2 separate regions of the Homo sapiens genome follow, and region 2 is linked to region 1. Evidence: read pairs that join two places in POLR2A ChIA-PET (ENCODE). Cell type or tissue: OCI-LY7. All regions are shown on one strand.

The links. ChIA-PET counts read pairs that join two places held together with the same protein. Peaks named below come from ENCODE experiments on the same cell type or tissue, not always from the same donor. Only the 100,000 strongest peaks of a DNase experiment are listed, where the experiment ranks them.
Region 2: POLR2A ChIA-PET joins it to region 1 with 8 read pairs; 3 of 35 experiments call an interaction of 5 or more read pairs at or near these places.

Annotation. Positions count from the first base shown.
Region 1 is chr2:69,788,229-69,792,228 of GRCh38, forward strand. The region is part of intron 3 of ANXA4 (annexin A4); the gene reads left to right. It overlaps SMANTIS (SMARCA4 interacting SWI/SNF chromatin remodeling complex scaffold lncRNA), which reads right to left. Exons shown (of 3, transcript NR_164155.1): 2 at 2,037-2,208; 3 at 1,321-1,698. Among named protein-coding and RNA genes, the nearest start is that of SMANTIS, 8.8 kb to the right of the region's middle. In OCI-LY7, no CTCF peak of the experiment used is centred here; DNase peaks (open chromatin) are centred at 1,773 and 2,113; H3K4me3 peaks cover 2,062 bases; H3K27ac peaks cover 1,579 bases.
Region 2 is chr2:70,158,788-70,162,787 of GRCh38, forward strand. It overlaps C2orf42 (chromosome 2 open reading frame 42), which reads right to left. Exons shown (of 10, transcript NM_017880.3): 9 at 1,838-2,000. Among named protein-coding and RNA genes, the nearest start is that of C2orf42, 30 kb to the right of the region's middle. RefSeq lists an enhancer at 2,253-2,302. In OCI-LY7, no CTCF peak of the experiment used is centred here; a DNase peak (open chromatin) is centred at 2,394; H3K27ac peaks cover 954 bases.

The DNA of each region.
Region 1 (4,000 bases):
GTGGGTCTTCCTTTAATAAAACACAAGGGAGGCTGGGTGTGGGGCTCATGCCTGTCATCTCAGCACTTTGGGAGGCTGAGGTGGGCAGATCACTTGAGGCCACAAGTTCGAGACAAGCCTGGCCAACATGACAAGACCCCATCTAGACTAAAAATAAAAAAATTAGCCAAGCGTGGTGGCACACACCTGTAATCCCAGCTACTTGGGAGGCTGAGGCAGGAGAATCACTTGAACCCAGGAGGTGGAGGTTGCAGTGAGCTGAGATCTCGCCATGGCACTCCAGCCTGGGAGACAGAGTGAGACTCCATCTCAAAAAAGAAAGAAAGAGGCTGGGCACGGTGGCTCACGCCTGTAATCCCAGCACTTTGGGAGGCTGAGGCGGGTGGATCACGAGGTCAGGAGATCGAGACCATCCTGGCTAACACGGTGAAACCCCGTCTCTACTAAAAATACAAAAAAATTAGCTGGGCGTGGTGGCGGGCGCCTGTAGTCCCAGCTACTCAGGAGGCTGAGGCAGGAGAATGGCGTGAACCCGGGAGGTGGAGCTTGCAGTGAGCTGAGATTGCACCACTGCACTCCAGGCTGGGCGACAGAGCGAGACTCCATCTCAAAAAAAAAAAAAAAAAGAAAGAGGGAAAGAAGGGAAGAAGGAAGGAAAGAAGGAGGAGAGGGAGGGAGGGAGGGAAAGAAAACACATGGAACAAGTTGAGATAAGTTGGGACAAACTGGATGGGGAGGGGCATTAGTTCTTCACTTTAATAAAGAATGATAAATTTAATATACTCATTATGGATTTCCCCTATTGTTTAAACCTGCTTTGAATTACGACATCATGAATCTGCATATTAAATTTTAGAAATGTATTTGTTTTCCAATTAGTGCTGGTGTGTATATGGTGCCACAGATTTACAAAGCAGTTTCACAGACATTATCTCATTGGATATATGCAACAACCTGTGATTTAGTGAAAGCAGCTATTCCTATTGTTATTTTAGCCCCATTTTACAGATGTGAAACTGAGACCCAGAGAGGCCGAGTAACTCTCACCAAGTCGCACAGTGAGTGAAACTGAGCCATGGCTCACACTAGGCAGATCCCATCTCAAGCTCGGGGTCATCAGCACTAAGTCCACATTCTTGCCTTGAGTCCGTCTGCTTGTTGCTGTGGTGATAGACACAGCTGTGACAGCACCGACATGCAATGTGTGGAATTTAATGTGAGAAGGCTGGTGAAGCAGCCTTGTTGTCTGGGGTAAATACTAAGGTTTTTGGTGTCATGGCCAAGGAGATTGAGGTTGCAGACAGACACACACACAGTGAGTTTGGAGCAGGAGTTTAATAGGCAAAAGAAAAGAACAGCTCTCCATCACAGAGAGGGGTCCCGAGCGGGTTGCCAAGTGGTAGTAAAATTGTCAGGGTTTTTATAAATGGGCTACTGAGGAGGGGGCTCATGAGCAGAGGAGGTCTTATCCTCCTAGGGTCCAGTGGTTTGGTTGGGACCAGGTGTGCCTTCTATATAGAGCAGAGTTTTTTTAAATCAGCTCTTATCCCATTCTCTGACCACATAGATGGACTCTTATTCTGTGTTTCTTTGTCTTGCTTATCTGGGAGGGAGAGTTTCTGTGTCTGTTCCCACACATCTTCTTGCAGCTGCAGACATCCACCCAAGTCTGTTTTTAGCTCCTCAATCTTACTGCGCCTAAAGGGAAGGAATATGCTTATTAAGACCCACTGTTTTACTGGGGCCCACTGTGTAAATGTGAAGTTTGGTGATTACCCAGGAGACTTCCCCCTCCCTTTCTGTGCTCAAGCCATCTTCTCTGTGTTTTACAGCCTGAACTTTCAGGCTGCTTGTTGTTAGAAGAGAAGTGCTTTTTTTTTGAACTGCATGAGGTTAGAAAGGGAGCTATTTTTGAGCTGCTTTTTGTTAAAAGGAAAGTTTTCTGCTGGGGACTCACTTTACCCTAAATGTCTACCTAAATCATTTCTTTCTGCCTCCTATAACATATTTCCCCCCTCAGGAATGAAATCCATAACTGCTGCTAGGGGAAACTGGGTGACGATTTCTTCTGGCTACTTCCTGCTGGAGAGTGGCGTTGTGTGGGGAACAGCAGCTAGGGCTCCTCCTGGGGTTGATTTAAGGGTCCCTCGTAGGAGGGCAGTTTCATTTTCGGCTCCATTTTCAGCACCATCTGAAGCTTGATGGTTTCTAAGCGAGAAGAGATAAACTTCACAAGGAGGTTTAGAATATAGGTTCTAAATATGAGTATTAAGATTACTATTATTAATGGGGGCACTATAGGCCGTAACCATGACAACAGAGTTTGTTTGATACCTGTGAGCCATTCAGATGGGTTGTGCTGCTGTAAGTGGGTATATGGGGCTTGGCTTTGTTTAGCTTCCTTGGTCTTACTTTCCCAAAAAAGGGAGAAACCCTGGGGTTCTAGTTTACCTGGCAGGATTTGTAGGATAATTGCCCAGAACTAGAACATGTTTCCAGATTTTTCTATTACCGATGCCTTTCTGTTTTCTCTGAGCTGCAGCCAGAGATTCCTGGTTGGTTGACAGGAGTAAGCAGGGTTAGTTTAAAATGTAGGCAAGAACTTAAAAACAACTGATGGGACTACAGGTTAATAACAGATGTATGATAAGTCTTAAAACATAATTTCTCTTTCTCTAGTCCTCATTTTTGTTAAAAATAATCTATGATAGGACTGAGTTGTTTGCAAAACAGACTTCAGTCCTATACTTGGCCTAATTATTTGCATAAAGTACAGCAAGAATAATCATCCTTACATAAGCCTCTTAGATTGGCTTTGATGGAACCTTGTTCCATGAGGAATTTTAGATAGGACTTTTTAAAGCCAAGCCCAGCCATAGGTTTGTACTTTTAAATACCTGTGAGTTGGATAAATTTTTTTCCTTCTTGAGGTTCCAGAAGCATGGGGTTCCTAGGCCTGTTAGAAAGTGACATTCTTTACTCACTGCAGGTCAGGAACCCTGTATGGAGACTGTGTAGACAGATATGAGGCCAGTTTTCCCCAGGGGCTTTTATTGGCTCAGCAAGTTAAGCTTGATTCCTTAAAGGGAAATATACCCTTCTAGTCAAAGCCTTGGTAAAACAACCAGTTTTTCCAATTGTGTTTTGTTGCAAGAGAAAATGGATTCTTGCTGCACTGATTCAAACAACTATATTGTTGTAATTTAAGAATATTTATAACTAGTTTCCAAATTCTACAGGAATTAGGCAGAGAGACATAAACATGCTCCAAACTTTGCCTATAGTAGTACACTTTGCTTAGTTATCAAAGGCTGTAGCTAGCTTAAGACAAGTTTTTTTGACTCTAAAAAATAAAATAAGGATTAGCCGTGTTCTAAGAATAAGTGAAGAATATTGCTTTAGTTTTCTATTAGTTCAGTTCATTCCATTAACTTTTGTTTTGATATTTATAAACATTTTAGCCTTTTATGAGTCCCATACATTTTTTGGTCATGACAAACCTGCATTGGAGAGAACTTGTTAAAGTCCCATGGCTTGATTATGAACCATCTTTTGAAGAGAATTAAAACAAAACAACAATTGTCTGTAAATGACAAAATGTCCAGTTTGGATACAGTCAGAAATACAATTGACAAAGAAATTTGGTTATTTTTGTGTTTTTCAAAAACCCAGCATAACAACCTTAATTGTAATAGCACATATTCAGACACTAGAACCATAGACATCCCATACAGTTTTGGAACACATGTTAATATTATTCCCTAAAGTATAACCTGAAGAGTATTAGACATCATTTTGGCAATTTTATGTACCTCAACATGTTAAATAATACTGTTTACCTCTCTTCTAGATGCTTCAGGGGTCCTCTGCAGCACCCAAAAGCCAGGGGTTAGGAAAGACAGACTTGAGACTAAAGTTTGACTTTGGGAAGCCTGTTAAGTATATTTAAAATTTAAAACACTTGATATTATGAAATAGAATTTTAGATTACCAAAAGTTT
Region 2 (4,000 bases), 370 kb after region 1:
TCACCATGTTGGCCAGGCTGGTTGGAACTCCTGGCCTCAAGTAATCCACTTGCCTAGGCCTCCCAAAGTGCTGGGATTACAGGCATGAGCCACCGCGCTCGGCCGAGTATTCCTTTTTTTTTTTTTTTTTTTTGAGACGGAGTCTTGCTCTGTTGCCCAGGCTGGAGTGCATGGAGTGCAGTGGCGCGATCTCGGCTCACTGCAAGCTCTGCATCCTGGGTTCACACCATTCTCCTGCCTCAGCCTCCCGCCACCGCGCCCAGCTAATTTTTTGTATTTTAGTAGAGATGGGGTTTCACCATGTTAGCCAGGATGGTCTCGATCTCCTGACCTTGTGATCCGCCTGTCTCAGCCTCCCAAAGTGCTGGGATTACAGGCGTGAGCCACCGTGCCCGGCCCTCGGCGGAGTATTCCTTTTAAAAGCTACAAAAATAAAACAGTTCCAAGAAAATATTAGGAAAATTTTAAAAGAGAAATTATTGTAGACAAAAGAAGGAAATAATTTAAAGCAAATTTAGGGCCCGGCCTGGTGGCTCACACCTGTAGTCCTAGCACTTTGGGGGGCCGAGGTGGGCAGATTGCCTGAGCTCAGGAGTTCGAGACCAGCCTGGGCAACATGGTGAAACCCCGTCTCTACTAAAATACAAAAAATTAGCTGGGTGTGACGGTGGGCGCCTGTAATCCCAGCTACTCGGGAGGCTGAGGCAGGGGAATCGCTTGAATCCGGGAGGCAGAGGTTGTGGTGAGCCAAGATCATGCCACTGCACTCTATCCAGCCTGGTGACAGAGCGAGACTCCCTCTCCAAAAAAAAAAAAAAAATTTAGAACTGAAAAAAGCCAGTTACCTGATTTGGAAAACACCATAAAGCAGATGAAATTCAAGTACAGTCTAAAACAGACTTAGAAGAGATTTTAATTTTTCTTCTTTTAGTAAAGTGGGGGTCTTGCTATATTGCCCAGGCTGGTCTTGAATTCATGGCCTGAAGCGATCCTGCTGCCTCAGCCCCCAAAGCTCTGGGATTACAGGCATAAGCCACTGTGCCCAGCTTTCATTTACTATTATCACTACTGGGACTTCATCAAGGGTACCAATTTAATATTAAGTATATTAAAACTAAGAGATTTCCATAACTGGAAATAACAAGTTAGAATCAGGATAGATATTTCATTCACAAGAGCAGCAAAAAAATAATATTCACAAGAATTTGACAGAATAATTATAAATTCTAAATTTCTTCTGGAAGAATAAATACAAAACTGAAGAAACAAAGGGAGGCCACCAGATAGATCACAAAGCTAAATTAGTTAAAACTATGGCTGGCATGCATTTATTCATTCAGCAAGTCTTTTTTTTTTTTTTTTCTTTTTTTGAGGCTGAGTCTCACTCTGCCGCCCAGGCTGGAGTGCAGTGGTGAGATCTCGGCTCACTGTAACCTCTGCCTCCTGGGTTCAAGCGATTCTTGTGCCTCAGCCTCTCGAGTAGCTGGGACTACAGGCATGCGCCACTATGCCTGGCTAAGTTTTGTATTTTTATAGTAGAGACTGGGTTTCACCATGTTGGCCAGGCTGGTCTCAAAACTCCTAACGTCAAGCAATCCACCTGTCTTGGCCTCCCAAAGTGCTGGGATTATAGGTGTGAGCCACAGCACCTGGCCTGTAATTTTATTTTTGAAAACACTGGTTCAATTGAAACAAAATACCTTATCCCACGATTGCCTTTACAAGGTGAATGAATGTGTCTTCTTTGTTTAAGGTCAAGATCCAAAGCTTTGGACAGTGTACTGTACTGTTCACCAGCTGACACTCAAAGGAAGATGCAGTTTTGAAGTTCACTTACCAACTTTGAGAAAAGTTTTTAGTTCCAAGGGTCGCAGCACTGGTTGTTTTTCTATACGACCGTAGGTTTCTGCTATGCTTTCTACTTCCACTTTAGGGCATTTAAATAGCTCATAAGTCCCATCTCGGTTCTGGATAAAGCTACGGGTGATTTCCAAGGGCATCTGGACACCAAGACAATACCAAAAAAAGGTGAGAGAGAAAACTTTCAAAACAGACCAATACCTGGATGACGACAAATCTTTTATTATTCCTTCTTTCTTGTTAAGTATATTCAAATGAATTACAACTTCCCTGTTTTTCAAGAAAATCCTGTCAACAAATCTGCCTTTTCTCCCTTACATCATTCATGGCTTTCCTTTTTTCTCTAAAATCTTAAATTTCCACCCCAGCCAAACTATATACCAATTGAGCCTCTAACATCTTCATGGGTACATGACTGCTGCTGGCACAGACCTGCTCTAAAATCAGTTTCATTCCTTCCCCTACTGCTCTGCTAGCAGCATTCTTCTCTTAAATTCCTTTGTTCATAGCACCTGCAGCTCACCTCACATCCTGTATGCTTCATACTGTCCTTGGGACTGAGCCAAGCAGAACTGGAACTGGATGCTGTGGTGACCCAGAGCAAATTACAAACTTCTCAGAGCCTGTTTTCTCACGGGCAAAATGCAGTTAATGCCAGGGCATGGCTGGGAGGTCAAATGAGGTGACGGAGGTAAGTAATGCCTGACAGTGAGAAGCTCCATGATGGTTAGCTCTATTCTCCCACATGCCTGCACCCTGAGTTGCTTCAGTGTCTCCCTAAATGTCATCCATTCCAGGCTAAAAACTGCCTCTGTGCCATGTGCATTTAAAGGAGTTCCTCAAGTGTTTTTAATGCCAACACAGCCCTTTTCTAGGGTTCACATGTATTTACTTTTTTTAAGAGGCAAGGTCGCTAGGAGTGGTGGCTCACGCCTGTAATCCCAGAACTTTGGGAGGCTGAGGTAGGCGGATCACCTGAGGTCGGGAGTTTGAGACCAGCCTGACCAACATGGAGAAACCTCATCTCTACTAAAAATACAAAATTAGCCAGGCGTGGTGGCAGACGCCTGTAATCCCAGCTACTCAGAAGGCTGAGGCAGGAGAATCGCTTGAACCTGGGAGGTGGAGGTTGAGGTGAGCCAAGATCACATGATTGCACTCCAGACTGGGCCACAAGAGTGAAAGTCCGTGTCAAAAAAAAAAAAAAAAAAAGAGTCAAGGTCTCACTTGGTTGCCCCTGCTGGAGTACAGTGGCACAATCATGGCTCACTGTAGCCTCCAACTCCCAGGCTCAAGTGATCCTCTTGCTTCAGCTTTCTTAGTGGTTGGGACTATAGGCACACACCACCAGGCCTCACTTTTTCTTTTTTTCTTTTTTTTTGGAGATGGAGTCTAGCTCTGTCACCCAGGCTAGAATGCAGTGGCACGATCTCAGTTCACTGCAACCTCCGCCTCCCAGGTTCAAGTGATTCTCCTGCCTCAGCCTCCCGAGTAGCTGGGATTACAGGAGCAAGCCACCACGCCCGGCTAATTTTTGTATTCTAGTAGAGACGGGTTTTCACCATGTTGGCGAAGCTGGTCTCAAACCCCTGACCTCAGGTGATCTGCCCACCTTGGCCTCCCAAAGTGCTGGGATTACAGGCATGAGCCACCTCGCCAGCCTCTTTTGCTTTCTTTCTTTCTTTCTTTTTATTTTTTTAAGAGTAGGGGCCTTTGCTGGCCTGGCGCACTGGCTCACGCCTGTAATCCCAGCACTTTGGGAAGCCAAGGAGGGTGGATCACCTGAGGTCAGGAGCTTGGGACCAGCCTGGTCAACATGGTGAAAGCCTGTCTCTACTAAAAATACAAATTAGCTGGGCAGGATGGTGCGCTTGTAATCCCAGCTACTCGGGAGGCTGAGGTGGGAGAATTGCTTGAACCTGGGAGGCAGAGGCTGCAGTGAGCCAAGATTGTGCCCTGCATTCCAGCCTAGACAACAGAGTGAGACTCTGTCTCAAACAAAAAAAAAATAGTAGGGGCCTCGCTGTGTTGCCTAGGCTGGTCTTGAACTCCTGGCCTCAAGCAATCCTTCATCTCAGCCTCCTAAATCGCTGGTATTATAGCCACCATGCCTGGCTCACATGTAAATTCTGTAGCTATC